Linked DNA regions of Mus musculus: regions 1 and 3 are each linked to region 2. Evidence: chromatin loops called from intact Hi-C (ENCODE). Cell type or tissue: left cerebral cortex. All regions are shown on one strand. Region 1 holds the start of Gm35148 (a long non-coding RNA gene). Region 2 has its middle 46 kb from the start of Gm35148. Region 3 overlaps Car10 (carbonic anhydrase 10).

Region 1 (8,000 bases), 49 kb after region 2:
CCTAAGTTGCTTTTATCTGGGTATTTCACCACAGCAACAGAAGTGAAAACAAGACACAGGGGCCTGAACATCAAACAATGGTTAAAAAGCATTGACTCCAAGAGGGCTATTGACAATCAGAAGGTTTGCATGTCCTATCAATGGTTATAGCTTTTATATAAGATGACAATGGTAATATTTATTCAAACTGATTCAACATGGCTGATGTTTTCAGAACTAATTTGTATTTTGCAGCAGAGAACTTGACCCCAGCAGGACTCTGCCCTGGCTTTCTGGGGTGTGCCAAGGGTGCTTAGAGTGACACCAAGGCTTGGGGAGGAGTCTTCTGGAGCAAAGAGGCATAGAGAAGACTCTAGAATAAAGTACTAAGCAAGGAGGAGACAGTGGGAACGTCTTCAGTTCGGTTTTTAAAATTCTGAAATTCCAGAAGATGCTCTCGCCCCAGCTCAGCCCCCAGCTGTTGTCTTTGACAAGGCTGGCCACAGTAGAACAGGTCTCCAGCCCCTTATAACAGAGTCTGCATACAGCACTGTGTGTCTGTGTACCTTGTCTCTCAGTGTGTGTGCCGTATTCCTGTTTTATAAGCCCAAAGCAGCGAGACGTTCGTTGGCCATGCCATATCATTCGATTCGACCTAGTGTTTTGAAAACTAGGAAATTCCACATTCACGAACAATTTATGCAGCAACCTTCGGTGAAAACGTGCTTTTCAAAACCAACACTCTGCACAGAGGAAGCATTTGGATTTCAGCGGGAGCAGCAGAGGACGAGAGAATGGGGCTCCCTCTGATTATACCGGGCTCTTGGCAGCTCCCGCAGGCGGACTCACCCTGTGACTATCGAGGGTGTCATCTGCTGGAACCAATGCCAGCCCTTTGTGTTCCATTCCGGAACCTGTTCGCCTCATTCCCTGGGAGATAATCCTGTCCTCCACTTCTGTTTGCCTGTGGATTTAAACGCTTCTGCCTCCCACCATGAAGGCTCCAGGCTCAGCCTGCCCCTCCAGCCCTAGCTTCCCAGACTCCATTGTCTCTTCCTTCCTGCTCCATGATCCTCTTATCTCCCTAGATCGCTTGCTATTCCCCAACTCAAGGCAGAATAGCTTCCGCACATTTTTTTTTAACGTCTAGAAAATGTATTACCAGGAAGAGGCTGGGGACCAGTGACCTTGTTGAGGACCTGAGGAGAGAGACAAACCTAGAGAAGTCAGGTGTGGTGGCACATGCCTGTAGTCCCATCACTCAGGGGGCTGGGACAGGAAGATTGTCATGAGTTTGAGGCCAGCTGGGCTACATATCGAAGTCTAGGCCAATAGTGTAAAATACAATCTCAAAAACAGAACAGCACAAGACAGGACAAGCTTGGGGGAGAGAGTAGCAAGAGCAGAGTTAGCCAGGAAAAGTAGGATCCTATCCAGGATAGAAAGGCCCTGATAAGACACCTACATGAATCTGAAGGGTCTGATCTACCCTGGGCAGGCTTCTTCAGGAGAAACATTCTTCAGAAACCATTCTAAGACTAGCAGAACAGCCCTGGGTAGGAGAGCTCTATGGTCAGGCTGGCAGCAGAGTCTAAGCCCTAGGGTTCAGACTACGTAGTTCCATTAGTCACCAAGTAATTCACCAAAGCCAAGTCCTTGCCTGTGCTAGTGTTACGTACAGTGCAGGCTTGTGTGGCCCAGTTATCCTAAGATTATTACCTGCTGGTCATCTAAAAGTTGAATTTAACCAGTGTCTTACAGTTTAGGATTACCAAGTCTTAACGAAGGGTGGAGAAGCTCCCAAAAGAATTCAAGAGTCTCTTGCCCAGCCTGTGCTTCAGCTATCCTGCCTCCCCAAACAGGACACCAACATCAACTAGGCAAAGAAGTTACTCTAGCCAAGTATAACTTGGTCAACCTGGGGAAAGGGTTATTCACGGGAGCAGAAATGATTGCTGCTGCAGTAGCAGCCAAAACCTCAATCCTTCTAATAAAAAAACGATATCCCTGAACCCCACCCCACCCCCAGCCCAGCTGGCGAGCAGCTCCACTGAGGAGTCATGTGGACCCCTTCCTCTCTTGTGATCAAAGGCCCTCTCAGTGCTGTTTAGAGAAAACAGCAATTGCTCACTGCTGCTATGCCTTAGAGAAAAGGCTCCTGAGGCTATAACTTTCTGAGCTTCTTGTATCTTTTTTGTTCTTTTGAGTTGTTGTTGTGGTGGTGGTGGTGGTGGTGGGTGGTGGTGGTGGTGGTGGTGGTGGTGGTGGTGGTGGTGGTGGTGGTAGCAGTGGTGTGCATGAGTGCGTGTGTTGTGTGTGTGTATTTTGAGATGGAGTATTACTATGTAGCCTTAGATGTCCTGGACCTTGCTAGTGTAGACTAGGCTATCCTCAATCTAATCTTTGCCTGCCTTGGCCTCCCTAGTGCTGGGATTAAAGGTATACACCACCACACCCTCCCAGCTTCCTGTGTCTCCTGAACCACCCTCCTTCCTTCAGAGGAAATGTTTTCATTGAGAGGGAATGGCTACCCGACACCTGTTGGAATGGAGAAGCGATGTGTTTACGCCCTGTGAGCATTATCAGAAACCCTCCCTGCTAGATCCCTGAGCCCCTCACATCCAGTCTGTCCCCATTCTCAGACAAGGGTCTGGGCACTGGCGAATGCAGCAGTTGGTCCATCCTGTCCATCACCACCAGGGACCACCCTTTTCTCAAATTCATTCCCCAAGGCACAGGATCAGAATCATTTTCTAGTCCCTACAGCAACCTCACTTAAGTATGACTTTTTCTTTTAATCTTGACTGCACATGATAGCTGCAAATGATTATGCAAATGATTCACTGGAGAAGGAATGGAAGATTGGGGAAATTTTGAATAAAAGAGCATGACAGGATCCTATCGTGCTGAGGTGTTCTCTTACAGTCTTTTCAATGGCCTATGTGAACTTCTCACACAGACTCTGTGTGTGTGCGCGTGCGTGCGCGGGCGTGTGTGTGTGTGTGTGCTTGCTTGCTTGCTTGCTTGCTTGCTTTTCTCATTCTTCTTCTTACATTTGACATTATTGGACTCAATTCAACTTGAGTTAATAAATATTTACCAAGTACCCACTCTGGATTCCACACTGTGTATGGAACAGGTAAAGATGCCTAGCATAGCCGTTGCCCTGTGATGCTGTGGTTCAGGGTAGGAGTCAGACATTGAGCCGGGGAGATAAGACATGAATTAAACAGTCACCAACAGAGCCTGCGGTATAATTCAATCAGAGACTTTGCTTTTGGGGAAATGTGTTCCTAGAAATACAGAGAGACTACTTCATGGGGTTATATTCAAAATAAACATGTTGTGCATGATCCTAGGTGGTAGAATATTTAAATGAAAACAGATAATGCCTCTGTATTCTTTTTTTCTAGGTTCACATAAACCCTGGAAGTGCCTGTGATTACAATTAATATATCACCTTAATAAATAATAAAAAATACTAGATGCCTTAATAAAGTACAATGGTGACTTAATAAAACACCATGGTAACTTAATAAAGCGTCACACTGACTTACTAAAGCACCGCGATGACTTAATAAAAGACAATGATGACTCAATAAAGCACAGTAGTGACTTCATAAAGCATCCCGGGGACTTAATAGAGCATGATGACTTAATAAAACAAGAATGAGGACTCAATAGAGCACCATGATGATGTAATAAAACACCATGGTGACTTAATAAAGTACAGTGACGACTTAATTAAGCAACAATAGTGACTTATGAAGGCACGTGATGACTGTGGAGCCCCAACACTTTTTTACCACACAACTTTTGGTAGCTGTATAGTATGCCTTTATTCAAATAGACCATACCATCTTTAATCCATTATCACTAAACATCTTATTCTAAATACTGGCTTTTGTAATAACAGCAATGAAGACCTTCGTGCAGGCACACAGATGTACACGCAAATCTGATTATTTCTTCAGGACAAGCTCCATAGTTGACTGAAATGATGAGTCTAGAAGCAGAGACTATGTAGTCATTACACAAAGGCCATTTTCTTACTCTCCTGGCCACATACTAAACTACATTTCCCAGCCTCCTATGGGGTTAGGTGAGGCCATGCCGCTCATGTCTGGCCAGTAGAACAGAGTGAGCCTTGCTCAGCAAACCTCGCATGTGTGCTTCTACTTCTGTGTTCTCTCTCAGGGTTCTCCCAATCTGTGAGTTAGGAAAAAAAAAAATAGAGGAGACTCTAAAGTGTTGTACATGAGTTAGTGCCCTATGGAAAAGAGCTTTCTTCTTGCTGTGTCAGATCCTCCAGTGCAAGTATTAGATTAGAGAGGGAGCAGATGAACTATGGTGTTCCACCATGGCAGTTGACACTTCATCTATTCCAGCAGACAGTGAGAACTGACACAGGAGTAATTTCCCTCACTCCCCCACTGAGCATCGTGGGGGTTGGAAGTGCAGTCAGGGAGCCCTGGTGTTCCACCCCATTCATCCTTCGCCTATCTAGTTTCACCACAACAGCCCAACCAGGGCCAAGCCTTATTCTTCTCCCCAACCACAACACCAACCCCCAAGGCAGGGAGGGTTTCTCTGTGTAGCCCTGGCTGTCCTGGAACTCACTCTATAGACCAGGCTGGCCTGGAACTCAGAAATCCGCCTGCCTCTGCCTCCTAGATTCACCTTGTGGCCTTTGTACCTCAAAAGCCAATATCATTTTATTCCCCATGCAGCAAAACAAACCTACACGAGTCACAGGATAAAGAACTTCATAGATCACAGATAACCCACTGCCGTGGCACTGTGGCTCTCATCTTTCCATGGAAACTGCTGCGTCGTTTTGTCTCTGTGTGTCTTCCTTCAGGGAAGATGCTCAACATTCCTCTTGGAGGGTGGGGGCTGATTCATCATTGTGGTATGACTGCCATCTTGTGGCAGTGATGGGACAAAGCAGCAGGCATCTCCAGTAGGCAAATTAGAACCCCACAACACATCAGAAGTACCAGAACACATCCAAAGAACTCCAGCAAACGACTGGCCTTTGAAGCGTGCCAGGAGATGGCGGCCAAAGTCTAATCCCTTCCTTCCTTCCACTGTTTCTCGGAGCTCTTTTCTTTGCCCACCAAAAAGATAAAGTAATTAAAAGTTCCTGCTCGCTGTTTTGCATGGTGCAAATTATATGCTTCGGCGGTTATGTGCAAATAACGCTTTTATTTCATTATAAAAAATGATGCATGTGAGTTGTTTAAAAATTAAAACACCATTGAAACCTTTAAATCAGCCACAAATCACCCCCAAATATGGGAACTCTGAGCCAGTCAGCACGAGTGCTTAGTCACTCCAATAGCAGGGTACAAGTCTCTCTGTGTTACCCACAAGCTGAGAAGCAATGTTGGCTCTGGTGGTGTGACAGTAGGGCTCCTTCAGGCTCTTCACTTCCTACTTCATCTGAGACAAGGTAAAACTCCATGTATCTGGGGTTTTTTAATCTTGGAAACAGAGAGAGAGAAGAGAGACAAAAATAATGCAGGCTAAATACGGGCAACGATAATACAGAATAAACCACACTTCTTGTGATGTCATGAAGATGAATTCATCTGTAAAGACTGCGTAGTGCCTGGTACATGGGAACCCTTTGTTCCCCATGTACATTCCCATGTGTGTTCATCACACTGTGATGATGAATGGGTGAATAGGCACGTTTAGATAGAGGATGTATAACTAGTATTCATGAGAATAGGAAGAAGGAATCGATAGTTGTAGAGATACAGGGTTGAGTGGGAGGATCTTGTGGATTCCCAGGTGATCGGCAGTGTGTCTCCTGAATGGTTCTGACTTTCTGTCTGTTTTTCCCTTGCCACCAGAACATTGCCAAGGAGCCCACTTCCAGCTGTGATAGTTCTCACAGTCTCCACTCAGGAGGAACAAGGATGCTAACTGCCAACCAGAAAGGCGTCGAACGAAAAGAAAAACTCATCCAGTTGAGGGCAGATCACTCTTGGGAAATAGTGTTAGCTTTCACATCACACTGCCCCAGCTCCTCTTTCTCCTCTGTCACCTGTAGATACTGAATGACACATACCAAACAAAATGGTCAACAGTAGTAGGTAGAATAGAAAGGCCAGATCCAGAGAGCCACTCCCAGCCGATGCCCACACTGAGAAGCCAGTCAGGAAGAATTCTTGCTACTACCAACAGACGTTATGGTCCACAAGAAAGCACTTCCTCCCTTGTCCGTGCTCACAGGATGTACCTCAAATGGACTTGTCACCTCATCTTCTACATAGGTGCTATCATCCTCATTTTGCAGGGAGGTAAACTGAGACTTAGGAAGTCAGATACTTAACCAGAGGCATTCTGCTGGTATGCATGTGAGCTGGAGTGTAGACTCCAGTTTCAGGAATCTGACCAAAGTTCCTTGGAGCACTCACAGCAAACATGAGGCAATTAAGCCACTTGTTTGTTCCTTCCAAAACCCTTCAAGAAAATCTCACATCTAGCCCCAACCTTCATTTACTCTAGCCAAGAAATGCCAGACAGAAATTAGGAAGTCTAAAGTTTGCTTTAGAATGTCTATATCCTATAATAAGCAGAAAGTAGCATTAGACCCTTGTCCATCTAGAATCCTCAGAAAACTGAGGGGGGTCAGTAGGTAAGATGGCAGTTGGGTCAGCCAGTTGCTCAGTTGGTCCTTTGACTCTAAAAAGGCAACCCAGTTTTTTCCAAAGAATAGCCTTGCTTCAAACCCATCACTGCAGATCATCCAGGAAGCACACACTGCAAGAGTGGATGAGAGAGTGGTTCCCTCCCACTACAGGCTGTGGTCAGCGCATCCTCCAAAGCCTGAACTTATACAGGTCATTAGCCTGCGTCCTTCTAACGGAACAAGCCATAACCTGCACTCATACATAAACAGAATGAATCCTAGCTTAGGAGTACCTGGTTCGCAACAAATAGACAAGTTTCAGTCAATTACAAACAGCCAAGCGTTACCCAGTCGAGGACAGCCAATTGCTCAGACAAGGCCCTGTCGTAGCCAATCAGACTCACTCTCTAATGTACTTTGGCAATTAGCTTATAAAAGCTCTCCGCGCACACTGTTGGGCAGAGTTCTAAGTTGCTTCTGGTTCTGAGTGCTGTCCAATTCACGAGTAGCTCTTTGATCAAATAACTTCTATTCAATCTGATTTTCTTCAAGTCTTTCTTTGAAGTGACTAACCCCTCTAAAACAAAGCCAGCCTTGGCTGGTTTCTCGGCTAACACACTCCTGAGGCACTCCGAGAAGAAGGGAGTCTAGGGCTCCTAGCGTAGCATGTAAGAGCCTGGCCACCACTCTTCCTCGGGATAAGCCCACACCTTTGGTCAACTGTTCCTTCTACCTAAAGGTCCCTTATTTTATTTTATTTTATTTTATTTTATTTTATTTTATTAGGACAAGAATTTGTTGAGAAGCCTGCAAAGTGACCCATGCCTGTAATCTCAGTACTCTGGAGACTAAGGCAGGAGGATGACCACAAATTGGAAGGTAGCCTTGGCTAGACACTAAATTTCAAGCCAAGCTGGTGTATAGAGTTAGATGCTATATCAAGACAAAATGAAAAGGGATGGGAGGACTGGAAAGATGGCTTATGGGTTAAGAGAGTTTGGTTACCAGCACATATGTCACACACAGGCTCACAGCTTCCTGTAACTCCTGCTTCAGGGGAACACACACACACACACACCTCTACAAGGACAACATTCACATGAACATACTCATGCATATATGCACAAAATAGAACAAATCTTTTTCTAAAAATATTAATGCTAGGCAGATGGCTCAGTAAGTCAAGTGCTTGCTATATAAGCATGAGGTCCAGAGTTCAATTCCCCAACACCCACTTAAAAGTCAACACAGCGGCACACATCTGAAACTCAGACACTGGGGATTGGGAGGAAGGGCAGAGAGGCAAGAGGATTCCTGGAGCTCATTGGCCAGCCAGTTTCTCCAAGTGAGAGACCCTGTCAGAAAAACAAACAAACAA
Region 2 (8,000 bases):
TGGAGTCCGTGTGTCTTAGTGACGGCTCGCACTCATGAACCCAGACTTTCCTGGAACCCATTGTGTAGCTCAGGCTGGCCTGAAACTCACAACAATCCTCCTGCCTCAGTCTCCCAAGTACTACTATTGCAGACACATACCACCAAAGCTTGCTTCATAATAGTGCTTTTAACCCCAAGTTTCCGTCCTAGGTTTTTCTGCTGAACATGTGCCTCATTTTCCCCTGATAAATCTCACCTTGGCGACCCTACCCATCGGTGCCCATGGTGGTTGCCTCCCCTCCCAACTTCCCACATGAAGTGGAAGTTTCTGGTTGTGTCATGTGATGTAGACTCACATGATGTTTTGCTGAGACAGATTCACGTGGTGTTTTGCTGAGGCAAGACCCATGTGAGGGCACGTGATGTTTGGAGAGACTATAAATAAGACTCAACGAAATTCATTGGTCTTGAGTCTTTGCTGATCTTCACCCCGTTGAGAAAGGTAAGGCAAAGAACTTCTGGAGTCCTGTCTGGTTCTGATCTTTCCCTCTCTCTGACTCAGGCCAATTCAGTGGAGTACTGGTGGTTTCAGCTGGGTTGTACTGCCATTGCTGATCATGGTTGGTTAAACTTTTGAATTGGACTGTTGGTATCCTGACACTACTGAACTGGACTGCTGGTATCCTGTCCAATGAAAATTGGAGTCCCCCCAAAAAACTACTTCTACACAGATTCACATCCCCTTGTCCTCCTATTTGCCATCTGTTCTCCCCACCTTTGGAGGTGGGCTAGAAGGAGGTTGTTGAAGTGTTTGAGAACCCTAATTAAAGCAGATTCGGAAACGTCTAAGCCTATACCCACACATTTGCCCCAGCTCCTTTTCCAGGAACTCAAGCCTTCCTTGCAGCCAACAGCGTTAAATGGCTCAGGAAGGCCACCACCTTGCAACCAAGCACCCTAGTGCAACCAAGCCTTTCATCCCCACACCAGCCTCTCCTTTTGCCTAGGATTCGGTGTAATTCAACAGTATTTCTTAGGCACCTGCCAGAAACATGACAGACAATCTACTGAGAAGACAGAAATATAAAATGAGTCTTGACTCTCAAAGAACTCACACTTAGTCAGGAAGATGACATAACCAGTAAAGATAACAAGAGCTAGCTAGTAAGACATGTGTATCACACAGGAGTCTGGCAGCATGAAACTGAACAACAACCCAGTGCTGGCTTATACCAAAAAAAAAAAAAAAAAAAAAAAAGGAGCACCGTTGGCTCTCTAAACTGGCAATTCTAAAAGAACTCAAGAGCATCTCTCTGCTGTTTTTTCTCTTCCACCTCAGATTTTCTACCCTGCCTCACAGCCAACAGACTGGCCTCCATCTCTAGCTTTAGTGCTGTCCATCCATGCCAGCAGAGGATGGGAAACGAAGCAAAGGGAACAGTAAGAGTATTGGCTTCCTGCAAGCCCATTCCTTTCCCTCCCTGCCTTAAACCCGACTGCCCACCTTCCAGGATGGCCAACAGACCTCTCCCACAGCTGGACTCCTGTCTGTCTCTAGTAGCAGGGCTCTCTCCCCCTGAGGGTCTGAGGATGCTAATAGGTTCCCACTGCTGCTGGTCAGTAGGTGCTTCCCTATATGATCTCATCCCTTTCCCCCTCTGTGAACAATGCCATTATTCCTTCCTCAAGTGTGCCTTCTGAGTGTTCCATCTTGTAGAACAGCTGTTTCCTTTAGGTTTAATATATGATCAACCCCGTCCTGAAGCAGAGACCTTTGCCCACAGTCACGGCAACAAGATGAACAGAGCTAGACAGCAGAGAGCTAAGTCTATGGTAATGAGGCTGTTAACATTCCCTCTTGAAGAAGTAGAGAGAGGGTCACAAAATCTTCACAAGACCTTCCTCTGAGATTTCAATCAGCACTCCTTCCTGCCCCAGCTGAACATGACCGAAACTATATAAAGGTAAAAACTTGACTGGGGGGGGGGGGGGGGATTCTCTGCAGTATAGCTGTCGTGAGTCAGTGGAACAATCTCCTTTCCCTGTTTGGAGTGAACAGACCACTCTTTTACATCCCCTCAGCAAAGTCTGAAAACACATCTGTTTCCTACTGGGAAACGGTAGGAAAGCTTGATGCAGGGGCTCAATTGGTGACGTAAAAAAAAAAAAAAACTAGTTTGGGGATGGAGAGATGGCTCAGTGGTTAAGAGCACCCGACTGCTCTTCCAGAGGTCCTAAGTTCAATTCCCAGCAACCACATGGTAGCTCACAACCATCTGTAATAAGCATCTGATGCCGTCTTCTACTGTGTCTGAAGTCAGCTACAGTATACCCACCTATATGAAATAAAATATGGCTGGAGCAATTAGGGCCAGAGCAAGTGGGGCCAGGAAAAAAGTAAACAAACAAACAAACAAACAAACACATGGAGAAAAATAAATTTTAAAAAACTAGTTTCTTTCTCTAGGTTGTGAGACATTGATTGGTCTCTTCCTCAAAGTTTTTCCCTCATGGAAGTGAAGCAGATGATGGTGGTGAGGACCTCTAATTTTCCCAGTGTCTTTTCAAAGCCACAGGAGAGAGAGAGAGAAAGAGAGAGAAAGAGAGCCCTTCTCTAGAGCCCTAACAAAATCCCAGTCACATATCTACCAGTGAGTCACTCCCTAGAACCAAAGAATTCAGTGAGTCTAGTTGGCCACTTATGATCATATGACCCTCTCCACTCTTCATCCAAATCTTACAGCTCAAGCATAAGGGGAGAATGGATGAGCCAAAGGAAATCCTTCATCCTTTTACTAAAAGAAATAGCTATGGGTTTGTATGACTTCCAAACACAGAATGCCTACAGGAAAGAGATACAAATGAAAGGCTAGTAGGGTTAGACAGGAGAGAAGCCATCAGTAGGAGAATGCCTCTCCATTGAGTATCTTTGCCAGAGAGTTAGTGTTTCCCCTTTCGAGGGTCATTCTCAGGTACTCACTCTCACCAAAAGGGAGCACAGCCCTTGCTCCCCAATTATTCTCTGTAGACTTCTCTCAGAGCCATTTACAGGAAAATGCCTGTTACCATTCTGTTTCAAGATCTTTGGCTAGACTTCCAGGTGTGGGGTGGGGGTTAGTTAAACTTTCAGACTCACAGCAGCTGTGGCTAGCGGTACCCGACCTGCACACGTCTAGGGGAACCAGCATCCCATCATGGATGGGGAGGGGTTCACAGTAACCTACCCCTCCCTCAGATGCTGCAGGCAAGTTAATGGTGGCCGGGGAAGAGTGGGTTGTCTTCTCAGTAGTCTAGTCGCAAGTAAGTCGCCCTTGCTCAAATAAGTAACCCCTCACCCCTGCTTATGCAGGCAGCCCTAATCAAATGCGGTGAGCAGATTAAAAAAAGACAAAGTAGGAGGGAAACTTGTTGGGATATAGAATTTCAGCGAGAGGAGAAGAGAATAAAAAAAAAAGATAATGAGAGGATTATGATCAAAATATGTACATTTTATGTACATATGAAATTGTGAAAAAGCAAAGTTTTTTTTTAAATAAAAAAGAAAGGACATAAGCTAACCCAAAAATTAGGGAGGATTTACATCCCAAACTTGAGCAGAGTCGAAGAGTTCTTCCAAAATGCAACCGTGCACAGAGACATGCGCGAACCTCCCAAGTAATAATTGTGGCGGAATTCCTCTTCCTCTAATTAAATGAAACACTGAAGCCTTTGCAAACTGAGATGCACCATGAACATTGCAGACATGATAAGGACGTGTTTAAAACATGCTATCACCCTATTACACTCTCTTGGCCCCTCCAGAATGCGATCTTGTCCCTGTGCCATGCAGCCAGTAACACTGTAGGTGAAGTCTACACATCTTCTCTCCATTCACAACATCAGAGCTGCCTTGCTCCATCCACACCACACCCAAGCCTGCTCGGCCTTGTGCTAGTAATTAGTGCTCCTTTCGCCTCTCCTGAGTCTTCTAGACAGGACCTTGTCTCCTGTCCTAAAAAACAAACAAACAAACAAACAAAAAACAACAACAACAAAACCCTCCCCTGGCTACAGTGTATCACACCACTTCAAAGATATCTCCCTCCATCTCAGGACAGCCAAAAGCTTCCTTTTAAGATGCATTTTGGAGTCAGGCATGATGGTTCACACCTCTAATCTCGACATGTAGAAGCCTGGGTCAAGAGGATCACTTGAGCTCAAGAGTCCAAGACCAGCTTGGGCAACAAAGTGAAAATCCATCTCAAAAATAGTCCTGTGCCTTCCTCTCTGTTAAGAAAGAAATGGAACACAGATGGGCAGGCCTCTCGTCCCAACACTCACAAGGTAGGCACAGGAGAATTAAAGTATTCAAGGGTAGCATTGGTTTCATAGTGCCTTTGAGGCCGGTATGGGCTGCATGGGAAAAGAGTGGGGAGGGGACCAAGAAAGAGAAGGAGGGAGGAAAATCATGCTAGGTCTTGACCCAGAAGAGTACACAGGCTATTTTCTAGGATGCCCATGATGTCACACAGTGGGATATGAGACACTGAAACCCTTCGAGAGAAGCCCTTGACCATGAGACTTCTGCTCCCATTTCTGTCAGCTCAGTCAAAGTGTCGAAAACTGATCATCCCATAATAAATTAAACCAGGACCTTCGATGGCCAGTCTGCTGTCTTCCTGCCCTTGCTCCTTGATGCCCTCAGGCAGCCCCTCTAACCTCCCTGTACCCCAGTAGGAAAACAAGAAGGACTGCATTAGCATTCTGCCACCTCAGTGTTTCCTGAGGAGAAAGACCGTGAATAGAGTACAACAGGCCCTCTTTTTTTTAAATTCGTGTAAGCTTTTGTTATTTTATAACTAAAACGACTGTTCCTTCAACCCACTGAGTGTAAAGTCCATTTCTCCTCCCCTTCACATAACCACAGGACACTCCTGCAAACCCAGCCACTAACTCCACGGAGCCTAGGTACCTCCCTCACCACCAGGGGGCTGTTTTCCTCGCGCATCCTACTTTAAAGGATCGCCTATAGGAGCACGCCTCTCTCCATAGAAACCCAGAGAATAAATAGAAGCAGCAGGTTTTTCAGCGGTTTCCACCCTGACTGTTTCAATTAGGCAAACCCACGCGGCTCTTCCATTAGCATGTGGGTGGAGAAGCCGGTGGTGGCACGACAACCCTCGTTCCATGGTTCACAAGGACCTTCCAATTATTTGCAACCAATAAATCATCGCCTTGGCCGGTGTGGTTACAAGTCACCTCTGAGAGGTCCTCCGGAAGAGATGCACTAGGGACGAATCTGTCACCTTCATGTCTCTTTCAACAGCTGAAATGAGAAACATGTTTTTCCAAATCCTTTCTCAAGTACTTTTTTTTTTCTTCCAGTGAACCCTCTCCAGTGCTTCCTGTGAGTAGACTGAGCAGTAAGTGAGAGAGAATGCTCAGCTTGAAGGTGTGCTCCCAAAATAAGAAGTACGCTCAGGATTTCAGGGGCACAGGCGGGCGGGGGGGGGGGGGGAGGGGGGGGCGGGGGCGGGGGCGGGGGGGGGGCGCAGAGATCAACCTGCCTTTTGTGGGAACCACAAAGCCTTCCCCATGGAGGCTTCCCTCCCTCAGGGATAAGGTACAGGTCTCAATCTGTTTGTTCTCATGAAACATAAGTGGGTACCTCCAATCTCAGCATCCAAGAGGCTGAGGGAAGAGAATCACAAATTCACCGCCATTGGGGGCTACATAAGGGAGAGAGAGAGAGAGAGAGAGAGAGAGAGACAGAGTGGGGGAGGGGGAGAGGGAGAGTGTCTGATTGCCAAGAGGAAGTTAACCTGCACTGAGTGCAAAGGCTGGAGAATAAGAAGGAAACCCCTGGCTTGAGAGTCAGCGGGAGCCTACAGAGAAATAGGTCTATGTTTAAATTCAGAACCTTTGCATGAGAGGTAGGAGAAACCAGTGCTGGGAGAGGACCATGTAGCCCTTTAAAAAGAACGAATCAATCCAGGCACTGCAACGTGCACCTTTTGTCCCAGATGCCAGAAGGCCAATTACAAGTGTGAGCCACCACCACACCCAGCTCCAGTTATATGTAACTCATGCACAGATCACATGCATCTACAAAAGGCAAGCAAGAGGACATAGAATAAAACTATGAGCATCCATAGAATTATGTATGTGCATATATGGGGAGGTATCTGGAATGCTAAACACAATCTATTAGCAATGAAGTCCTAGGAGAAAACTAGATTTGGGTTGAGGTAAAAAAGAATTCAAGTCCCACCACTTCAACACTGGCATCAGGTTCATGCCGATGTCCTGAATTCTCTCCTTGGAACCCACGTAGTAGAAAGAGAGAACCAACTTTTGCCACGGCATATGTGCCCATACATACACACACACACACACACACACACACACACACACACACACACACACACACACATCCACACTCCCGTGCATGCACTCACAAAATAAATAAATGCATGGACGCAATAAAAGTTCTTGAAAATAATTTTTAATTGCTCCGTGTAGGCTATAAATATGACTCAGCATGTATGAAGCCCCAGGTTCGAGCCCCAATAGTACATAAAAAACCAGATGGGTGGTGACACCCATCTGAAATCCCAGAACTTGGGAAGTAGAGGCAGGAGGACTAGAAGTTCAAAGTCATCTTCAACCACATTCAAGGCTAGGCTGGTAACGTAAGACTCTATCCCCCTAGTTCAAAAATTAAATTAAATTAAAATCACTCAGTGTCATATTAAGTATGACTTCTTCATAAAATTCGAACATCTTTCCTTTTACAACTGAGAACAGTGTCTTTCACTCTCTGTATGAGCACACGGGCATTGTCCACACGCTCTGTATATGCAGACATCCTGCTAGCTAGCTCTCAGACAGCTGTCTCAATGTTCCCTCCCAGATCGCTGCTTCTGACACCGTAGCAGTGTCTCTGCATCCTGCCTCACTCTTCCGTGGTCAGCTCATCCTCAGCCACCCACGGTATTATTTCAAGTGGCTCCCAAGTGGACTCCTGCCTTTCTTTATCTTTCCTGCCCTATGTTCCGCTGCAGGGAGACTTGTCTAAAGCACAGATTCAGCCACTCGAGAAACTCTTCAATGGCTCTTTATCTCCTTCTCAACTTCAGGCACCAGCAGAATATCCTGAGGGCTTATTTAAAATGCAGGTTTCTCGGTGTCTTCTTCGAAGGCTCCAGTGCAGAATGTCTGGATTTCTAACCGCCACTGCAGGTGGTTGTGATGTAAAGATAGCTGGGATGGAACTTTGCCAAACACTTGTACTAAAGGTAGCCCTGGTCCCTCAGCACAACGGTCAGGACCCTCATCACCTGGCACCTCCCCCTAGCTCCTCCTCCACCTCTCACATTTCCAGCCAAAACCCAGACAAGGCTCTCATTTGCTACTTCCTTATTTTCCATCACCTCGGCTTTCAACCAAGCTCATCATCCATATCTTTCCAACATCCTTCTTCATTTAGCTGATGCTAGCACACTAGAAAACGTCTGGCCACTAACTTCCCAAAACTCCTCTCAGCCCCTCCTAGGCTTCACGATCCATGTCTCTGCCTCGACATTCTGGTAAGCAAGGTACATGTCAGGCAAAGCTCTTCCTTCAGTCCATTGTATTTTCTAAATTTTGCTACTGACATCCTTACCACGAGACTGATGGCATCCATCACCTTCCCCAAGAGATAGCACAGAGGCTGGCACACTAAGTGCAACCACACCAGGACCTGTAGACATTCTGTTGGTGGCTGGATGAGAGACGGCAGAGGACAGCTTTCACAAGGACAACTTGGCCAAACGATGACACGCACATGTATGTGCCCAACCCTTCCTCAACCACAGGCTGCTGCTGGTCAACACCAAAGCTGATCGTTTTCAACATCAGCTCTCCCCATTCCCCACAAACAGGTACTCAATACTTGGAGAAGTAGCAGTAGAGTCAACAGTAAGAGTTCACCCCTAGAAGTCAATGAACATTGCTACTGAGAAAAAAATTGTTATCTGACCTCATTAAAATAAACTT
Region 3 (8,000 bases), 200 kb before region 2:
CACCCCAGTGGTTGTTATGGAAGGGTAAAGGCTCAGGGGACCACGAAGCCAGGTTGGAGGCTATACAGTAATACAGATGAGATTAACTGAATCAGTGTGGTAGCACTGGCAGTAAGGAGGCCAGGAACGAGCAGAGGGACAGGTGTGAGACCCACCGGCTACTATAGTAAAAGCCACAGGACTTCATGACTAGCGGGATCAAAGGAAGATGTATACTTGTAAGGTCACATGTACACATCTGGGATAAGAGTGCAGTGTCAAAGGGGAGGGGAAGGAAGGGGAGGGGGAAAGGGGAGGGGATCGGGGAAGGGGAGGAGGAGGTTCAATCTGAGTTCAGAGTTGCAGAACAGGTAGTTTGACCTGGCCTGGGGTGGGCTAAGATTTGGTGTATAAAATGCCATGGGTGTCCCTAAGTCTCCCAGCCTTAGGCACAGTGACCTGCTCCCCAGTGGTCAGTACAACCACGTGAGATTGCTTTGGACTAGCCTTGGCATCATGGGTCCTTATTCAGTGGCACAGGAAAAGGAACACCAAAGAGACTCAGAGCTGTAACTAAGGTTTGGGTTGTTTGGTTCTGTTCTCATCCTGGCTCAATCCATTAATTAATCCAAGGACTGAAAAAGCAAAGAATGTCTCTTTCTGGTGTCCTTCCTATTCCACAGACCTTTAAGGTCAAACTATGGACCTCAGAGGGGCCAAGAGAGGGGTGTGTTTTGTCTGAGCCTAGGAGAGTCCCAAGTCTTTGTCTCTGAGACATGCCTAAGGTTGAACCAGTATAGCCTCAGATGTTGTAATTCTCCTTCCAAGTCTCCCAGCCTACAAAGGGCTCTGGAAGTCCCCACCACCAAGCAGCTAGACATTGGAGTATTTATTGTAACTATTGGGGGAGAAGGGAAGGAGGGCCAGGAATCCAGCCAAATGAAGTTCTTTTCAGTTCAGCTCTTCTAGGCAGAATTGGGCAGATAGCCCTGACATGAGTGTCATACAATGAATGGCTCTTTCTCTTCCTGTTTGTCCTCCAGTTCTTCCAGTCTTTCCTTCCTGTAAGGCTGAAGGGAACTCTGAAAGCAGGGAATCTAGATTTCTCTTTCTTTGGGGCTTCCAGTTAAAAGTTCAGCTCTGGAGCAGGGCTCTCAGCTCAGAGCTAGCTCTTTGACTTCCAGGAAAAACGAAAAAGCAAGACAGTGAGATGATGAAAATGTTATTATAGGAAACATTTGGGAAGCAGAAACAGGACGTTCCTTGAGCTCAGGGGTCCGAGATCAACCTGGGCAATGTACTGAGACCCTCCCATTATCAAAACATTTGAGATGCTAATTACCCTGATTAGGTTATTATACAGTGTATACACATATTCTATTTTATTATATATACATACATGTTAATATGTATATTATTATATATAATATATGTTAATATGTATATATAATATATTGCACACGTATTAATATGTATAAATATTGTATGTCAATATTTTTAAGTGTTATAATCAAGCCTTCGACAGTATTCATTATATGGGTAAAATATGATAATGTTTATAAAATGACAAATACATAGTCTGACAGGTAGTGCAGGACTCAGTAAGTGTTAGCAATCCCATTCCTTTGATTTAGGGTAGCTGCCCCTCACCCAATTTGTTACAAATACTAACTGAAACAGCATACAGCTAATGAACCTCATAGCCCGTGTTCTCTGCATCAAGCCATCTTGGGGGGGGGGGCAGGTAGCAGTGAATGTGTATGTATGAGAAACTTTAAAAGAATTTATCTGGAGAGAGGGGTACTACTAAATATGGGGCAAAGAGTAACTTTAGATCCTCGAGTTCCTGCTGCACAGCCAATCGATGAGTGTTTGTGTATATTAATTTGCATAATCCTTACAACTTTCAATTGGAAAGGAAGATAAGAATAAACTCAGCAGAGCAACCCAGAAAGCCAGCCTGGGGAAGATGGCAGTTTAGAAGGAGCTTTTGGTGATCACTGGTAAAGACCAGCAACATGTATGACACAACTAGGCATGCGCAGAGAGGAGCACGGAGCCCCACTCCCGCAATAGGCTGTATCTATCAGAGGAGTGAGAACATGTAAAGGAAAAAGAAGTTGTTGCAGAGCTGTGGAAGACTTGGAACTGGCCAGTTCAGGGCAGGCGGACCTGTAGATAGGAAGGAGACGGTATTATCTGGAAAACACAAGATGCTGGCTCCTGGTCAGCGCTTCAAGGCAGAGTTAGTACACATATGGAGTAGCAGCTACCCTGGACAAACCAAACAAAACACTCACCACTGAGCCTTATACCAAGCCTCAGAAGGTTCACTGAAGCCTGGGCTAGGACCCCTGTCAGATGTTGCTGAGGAGAGGGCACAGTGGGCCTGTGGCTTGTCCCACAGAGCTGTTATGAACTAAAGTCCTCTAATGTAGGAGGTCTCATCCACAGTGGGTGGGTGTGTGTCTTTGGCCTCTGCCTTGAGTCCCTTGATAGTTCCAAGACTCAGGGCATTTACAGTTATTGGGCGACTATATTGCTTAACAGTTAAACCCTTTGTTCCATGCATCGGGCATTTGACCTGAATATTCATATGGAGTCAAGCCAAATGACCTTAGATGAGGGAGATCCTTCCAGCTGCAACCCCTTGTATTCTGATTATCATCACTGACTGCTTATTGCAGGATGTGGCTAGTTCTAGGGAATTTTGTTTTGTTTGCCTCTAAGAGGTGAGTATGGGCTGACAGTGGTGAGAGGAGACAGAAGGCAAGAAAGCCAAATTATTTTCGCCATCCTTCAGGGAACTCTGTCACTTAGATGCCTTACTTAACATCTCCCAGCCTCAGTTTCCTTCTCTGTAAATGAAAGGTAGTGATAAGGTTCTCATACATGGGCTTTTGTGAGGATTAAGTGAAATTGTTTATGGGATGTGACTGGCCCAGTCTTGGCTCACAGAGCTGGCTCCATAATATTGGGTAGTGTTGTTGTTGTTGTTGTTGTTGTTGCCATTGTTGCTGCTGCTGCAGATGATGATGATGATGATGATGACGCTTCACTGTGGATCTGAAATCAGTTCTCAGGGACTTGTGGGGAATATAGGCAGGACAGAGCCAGAGAAAAGCACGGTAGAATAGAGCTCAGAGATCCTTCAATCTCTTCACCAGCACTTAGCAAGAGAAATGGCTCCTCAAAGTTCACACATTTTGACTGGTGTCCCAAACATTCAGGAAGAAAAGGAAATGTGGTCTAGAATGACCCAAAGATTCTCAGCATTCCCTGGTAAATCAGAAATGCATAACCATGTCCCCTCCCTAGCTTCAGGATCCACACCTGTGTCATGGGAAGGACGATGTCTGCCTGAACATCAGTTGTGAGAAATGGATGAGATGACATCTGGAGAGTATTTGGGACCCCACTAGCCCATGGGGAATTCTTAAGACTTGGGATCCATTATAATTTCCCTAAGTAGAAGATGAGATGTGGGGATACAGGGTGGAGAGGGGCATATCAGATGAAAGGCCAATCGCAACAAAGTCTCAAGCTACCAAGCGACTGTGCTTGGGAAGAGGAGACTTGTGTTCAAGTCTAGAAGTCACTGTTTAACAGCTAAGTCAATATGGGTCCTTTGTTTCTTCTCTTGTTTGGTATATGCTTCAAAGCGTTCTGGCCTAATTCTCAGCAGGGTTATTGTGTGGGTCTAAGGAGGGAGTTTCTGAAGAAACCTCATAATTACAAGGCCCTCGAGTATGAGCTGTTTTATCCATCAAGTGCCTAGAACTGCTTGAGGCCAAGGCTGGTTCCCCATGTTGACTGCCATTTCCCAACACAGTGCTTGGTTCAGAAGGAATGTTGCTTCTTCTCTATGGGTGAAAACCACACAGTGCCTTCCCACCTTGGGAACGCCCCATACTGACTATAGGAAGGAGAGAGACCCTTGCTGCCGACCCTACCCATTCACTGGTCAACCCTGTTCTGGTAGAAACAGCCTTCTCCTTGGTAAATGACAGTAGTCCCAAGGCAGAGCCATGACATTTGGGGAAAGCCCTTGCTGAATGCTTGGGTCTCAATCACAGGACTAGGATGAAAAGACAACACATTGTGATCTTCCCCCAGAGAGATTAGGCCCAGTGGTTTCCAAGTAACACCACAGAGCTGTTTCGTGCTCACAGACAGGCTTGGAAGGATGCTGAAGTCTTAATATAGACTGTCCACACGCCTCTTCCCAAATGCTGTCAGCAAAATGCTATCTCCACTCCTCTCCCAGGGTGTATTCTGGGAGCCTGAGACAAGGGCACCATCTGGAGTTCCCTGAAGGATGGCGAAAATAATTTGGCTTTCTTGCCTTCTGTCTCCTCTCACCACTGTCAGCCCATACTCACCTCTTAGAGGCAAACAAAACAAAATTCACTGAAACTAGCCACACTCTGCAATGAGCAGGCATCGATGATAATCAGAATACAAGGGGGTGCAGCTGGAAGGACCTCCCCCATCTAAGGCCATTTGGCTTGACTCCATATGAAAATGCAGAGCACAGACGTGCATCCTGAGAGCTCTGTGGTTCCTATAATCTACAGATATGGAAACTAATGAACTGTTCCTGCTGCACAACACCACACACACACACTCACACACACACACACAAACACATACAATCACACATACACTCACACACTCACACACACACACAAACTCACATACAATCACACATACACATACACCACACACACACACCACCACCACCACCACACTGACACATACACATGCAAATATCACACCACACACATACACACACACATACACACAAACCACACATACACTGATAATACACATCACACACACACATACTCATACACTCATAACACACACAGACACACACAAACCACATACACATTCACTCACACATATACACACACATACACCACACACTTACACACACAGTCTCATATACATACTCATAACACACATGCACTTGCTCACAAACATAAACCACATATATGCACATTCAGTTACACACACATACATACACTCACACAGACTCATATCACACCCCACACAAAAACCACACACATATACACGGTCACACATACTCACACATGCACGCACACATACAGACATACACATATACACACACACACACACAAACACACACACACATACACATATACACACATACCTACATCTTACAAGGGTTTGAATTTTTATGGACATCACTTGGTATTGAAATTGTGATGGGGCAAATGTAGACAGTTATCAGGAAGGGTATACAATCAAAGGCCTTATAGTACATGGGACAGTCACACACTGTTCACTGGCTGGGATTATTAGCCCATAAGTGCATTTGTCAGAACTCAAAATCCCCTCCTCCTCCCATGTGCCTCATGCCCTCTTCAGTATTTTGTCACACACCCTGGTGTCCTCCAGCCTTTGGTTTCATTTCTAACGCTCTCACAGACCCTGATTCATGTGGCCATCCCTGGATTGACCCCTGCTTTCTGCATTAACGCTCTTGGGCTTGTCCATGTGACTAGGAGGGTTTTCTTGATGAGTTTTGACATTTGTTTTCCAATAATTGGATGATCCACATCACATTTCTTGGAACGAGCTAATAATTTCCCATTTGTTTTTCAGAAGCTTGGTTGGGCATCTCCCATTTCCCCAAATCTGTGTGTTATGTTTTTATTAAGAAAAATGTCACTAAATAAATTATGAGCTGGAGATTCAGTTCACTTGATAGAGTAGCTCATCTTCATATACAAAGCCCTGGATTTAATCCCTACAGGTGGTGGTCTATACCTGTAACCCCAGCACTTGGGAGGTAAGGGCAGGAGAATCAGAAGTCCAAAGTTATCATCAGCTATAAAGTAAGTTCAAAACCAGCCCGGGCCACATGAGACCCTGCCTCAAAAATCAATACTAATGGGATCTCTTTGATTATTAAAATACTTTGGCAGATCAGCAAAGACTAAAACTGGAGTCCAAGGATGTGTTACAAACCTAGGGGACATCCTCTTGGAGATGGGGGAGGAAGAATGGGATGAGGAGCAGTCAGAGGGTGGACCAAGAAGTGAATAATGGCTGGACTGTAAAAAAAAAAAAAGATTAAAGAATAATAATAATTTTAAAAATTCATTAAAAAATAATAATACTTTGGTAGATATCCTTATCACTTTTAACTTGTCAAGCTTCATGGCATGTGATGTACTACTATATTTCGGTGATCTGACTCTGGTTTATAAGCAAGCTTAGGAAGGGAAGGGAGGGACGTTTGCCAGGAGTCAGCCAGGTGATCTCTGAAAGCATTAGACACCATAGTGAGAAAGGAATATTCGAAGGTAAAGGCACTTCGAATGCTCACTGTAGGTTTTGGCTCAGTGATCTATACCAAAAGTAAGCCTGATACCTCCTCACTATCCCTTACACACACACATATAGACACACACACACTTGCAGTGTTAACTTTCCATTGTTCTTACATTAAAGATAATTATTATCATCAGGATGTTCAAGACTGGATATGGACTGTCCCTGCCTTTTTCTCCGGAGTCACCCTACCCTAATGACCCTTAACTTCTGGTCTCTGACACTGCCTCTCACTCCACTATGCCCAGGGGCAGGGCTATACATATGTACTCCCTGCCCCCTCCTGCTTTTCAGGTTTTCCCTCTCTCAGCTCTGCATGCCCACATTGCTTGGCACACAGCAAGCACAAGTAAGTATGTGTTGAGGGGATGAAAGGCTTGGGTGGCAGTCCTCAGCACTGGGAGAGTCTGTTTGGTTTGTTCTTGCTTTAATATGAGCCTGTCACCATCAAATGGAGAAGACAAAGAAAGGTCTCTACCAACTGACAGTCAGGAGGATGGGGACTGTTCTTGACCTACACAAATACATCACTGAATCAGATTCCTGACCTAGCCTCCTCTGCTGAAAAATCCAGGCCAATGTCAATGAGTCCCATGTCCAATCCCACATGTGTGTGCTGCCTACTGAACCTTTGATACATATAGCACAATTCCATTTATTTTGAGGGATGCTCAGTAGACAACATCCTATACTTCCTCTGAGACATGCTTTTTTTTTTTTTTTTTTTTTTTTTTTTTTTTTTTGAACCATGAAAATTTGCTCCTAAAATCTCCACATTTTCCACACAAAGACCTTGACATCTTATGGGGCTTTGACTTATCAGCATCATCCACTGACGAGTAGCAGAGACATCATTCACATTCCAGTCCCTAGCCAACCAAGTACAGTGACACATGCCTACTGCTTCACTTACCCAGGAAGATGAGGCAAGAGGTTCACTGAAGCCTGGGAGTTAAGACGAAGCTAAGCATCATAGGGAGACACTGTCCCAAGGAGAAAAATAAAATATGTCCTCTTGACTCTTGGCTTAACACCGCTTCTTCTCTAGAGCCAGTCCATGTGGATAGACTGTGTGTATTTAATGGCCTTGGAACTGGTATGTGCTGCTAGTTATGAAGTATCACGTTTCAGGCAATTGAAGTGTATAGTCAAGCCTGGCATTGTTCCTCAGCTTGCCTTAGAAGAGGAGCGCTGTTCCTGTTGCGTCATTGAGAGGCAGGTGAGAGGTGAGTCATCCGACATACGTGCACATTGAACAAGTGAGGACCGTGACAAGCTGAAGATCAGGACTTACTCCCTCCTTCCTCCATGATGGAGACTGAAGCCCAAGTGTAGGTGAGGCAGGTCTTCTCAGTCACGCCTTTGGTGTGCATCTGCTACAAGCACTGATAGTCCCAGTCCTGAGTGCTTAACAAGTCATGTCTCCTTCAAGTTCAGTTTCATCTAAAATAGCAAATCCATAAGCCCCTAAGAAACAACTGCAAGAGGATAAAGCCTTATACCATATAGTCCCTGGGGTGGCTTCACGGTGACTAAGGGTGTCATATTGCTGAAAGTTTCAAAGTCAGAGAAGGAGAAGCAGTTTCAATTGTTTAAGGGGTCCAGAACCTACTCATAATGTAATTATGTTAAAAGAACAAACTCCTGAGCCAGGTTCT

What was found. Hi-C counts contacts between places; a loop is a spot of excess contacts. Peaks named below come from ENCODE experiments on the same cell type or tissue, not always from the same donor. Only the 100,000 strongest peaks of a DNase experiment are listed, where the experiment ranks them.
Region 1: it touches region 2 in a loop (4-fold over the local background); 3 of 42 quality-filtered maps call a loop at or near these places.
Region 3: it touches region 2 in a loop (3-fold over the local background); 2 of 42 quality-filtered maps call a loop at or near these places.

What each region holds. Positions count from the first base shown.
Region 1 is chr11:93,807,788-93,815,787 of GRCm38, forward strand. Gm35148 (a long non-coding RNA gene) reads right to left here and starts at 568. Exons shown (of 4, transcript XR_388958.2): 1 at 546-568. In left cerebral cortex, a CTCF peak has its summit at 4,918 (motif pointing left); DNase peaks (open chromatin) are centred at 815, 4,898 and 5,327.
Region 2 is chr11:93,758,303-93,766,302 of GRCm38, forward strand. No RefSeq gene overlaps it. Among named protein-coding and RNA genes, the nearest start is that of Gm35148, 46 kb to the right of the region's middle. In left cerebral cortex, a CTCF peak has its summit at 4,948 (motif pointing right); DNase peaks (open chromatin) are centred at 1,128, 5,036 and 6,904; H3K4me3 peaks cover 342 bases; H3K27ac peaks cover 243 bases.
Region 3 is chr11:93,561,732-93,569,731 of GRCm38, forward strand. The region is part of intron 5 of Car10 (carbonic anhydrase 10); the gene reads left to right. Among named protein-coding and RNA genes, the nearest start is that of Gm24856, 150 kb to the left of the region's middle. In left cerebral cortex, a CTCF peak has its summit at 4,204; DNase peaks (open chromatin) are centred at 4,204 and 7,619; H3K27ac peaks cover 3,557 bases.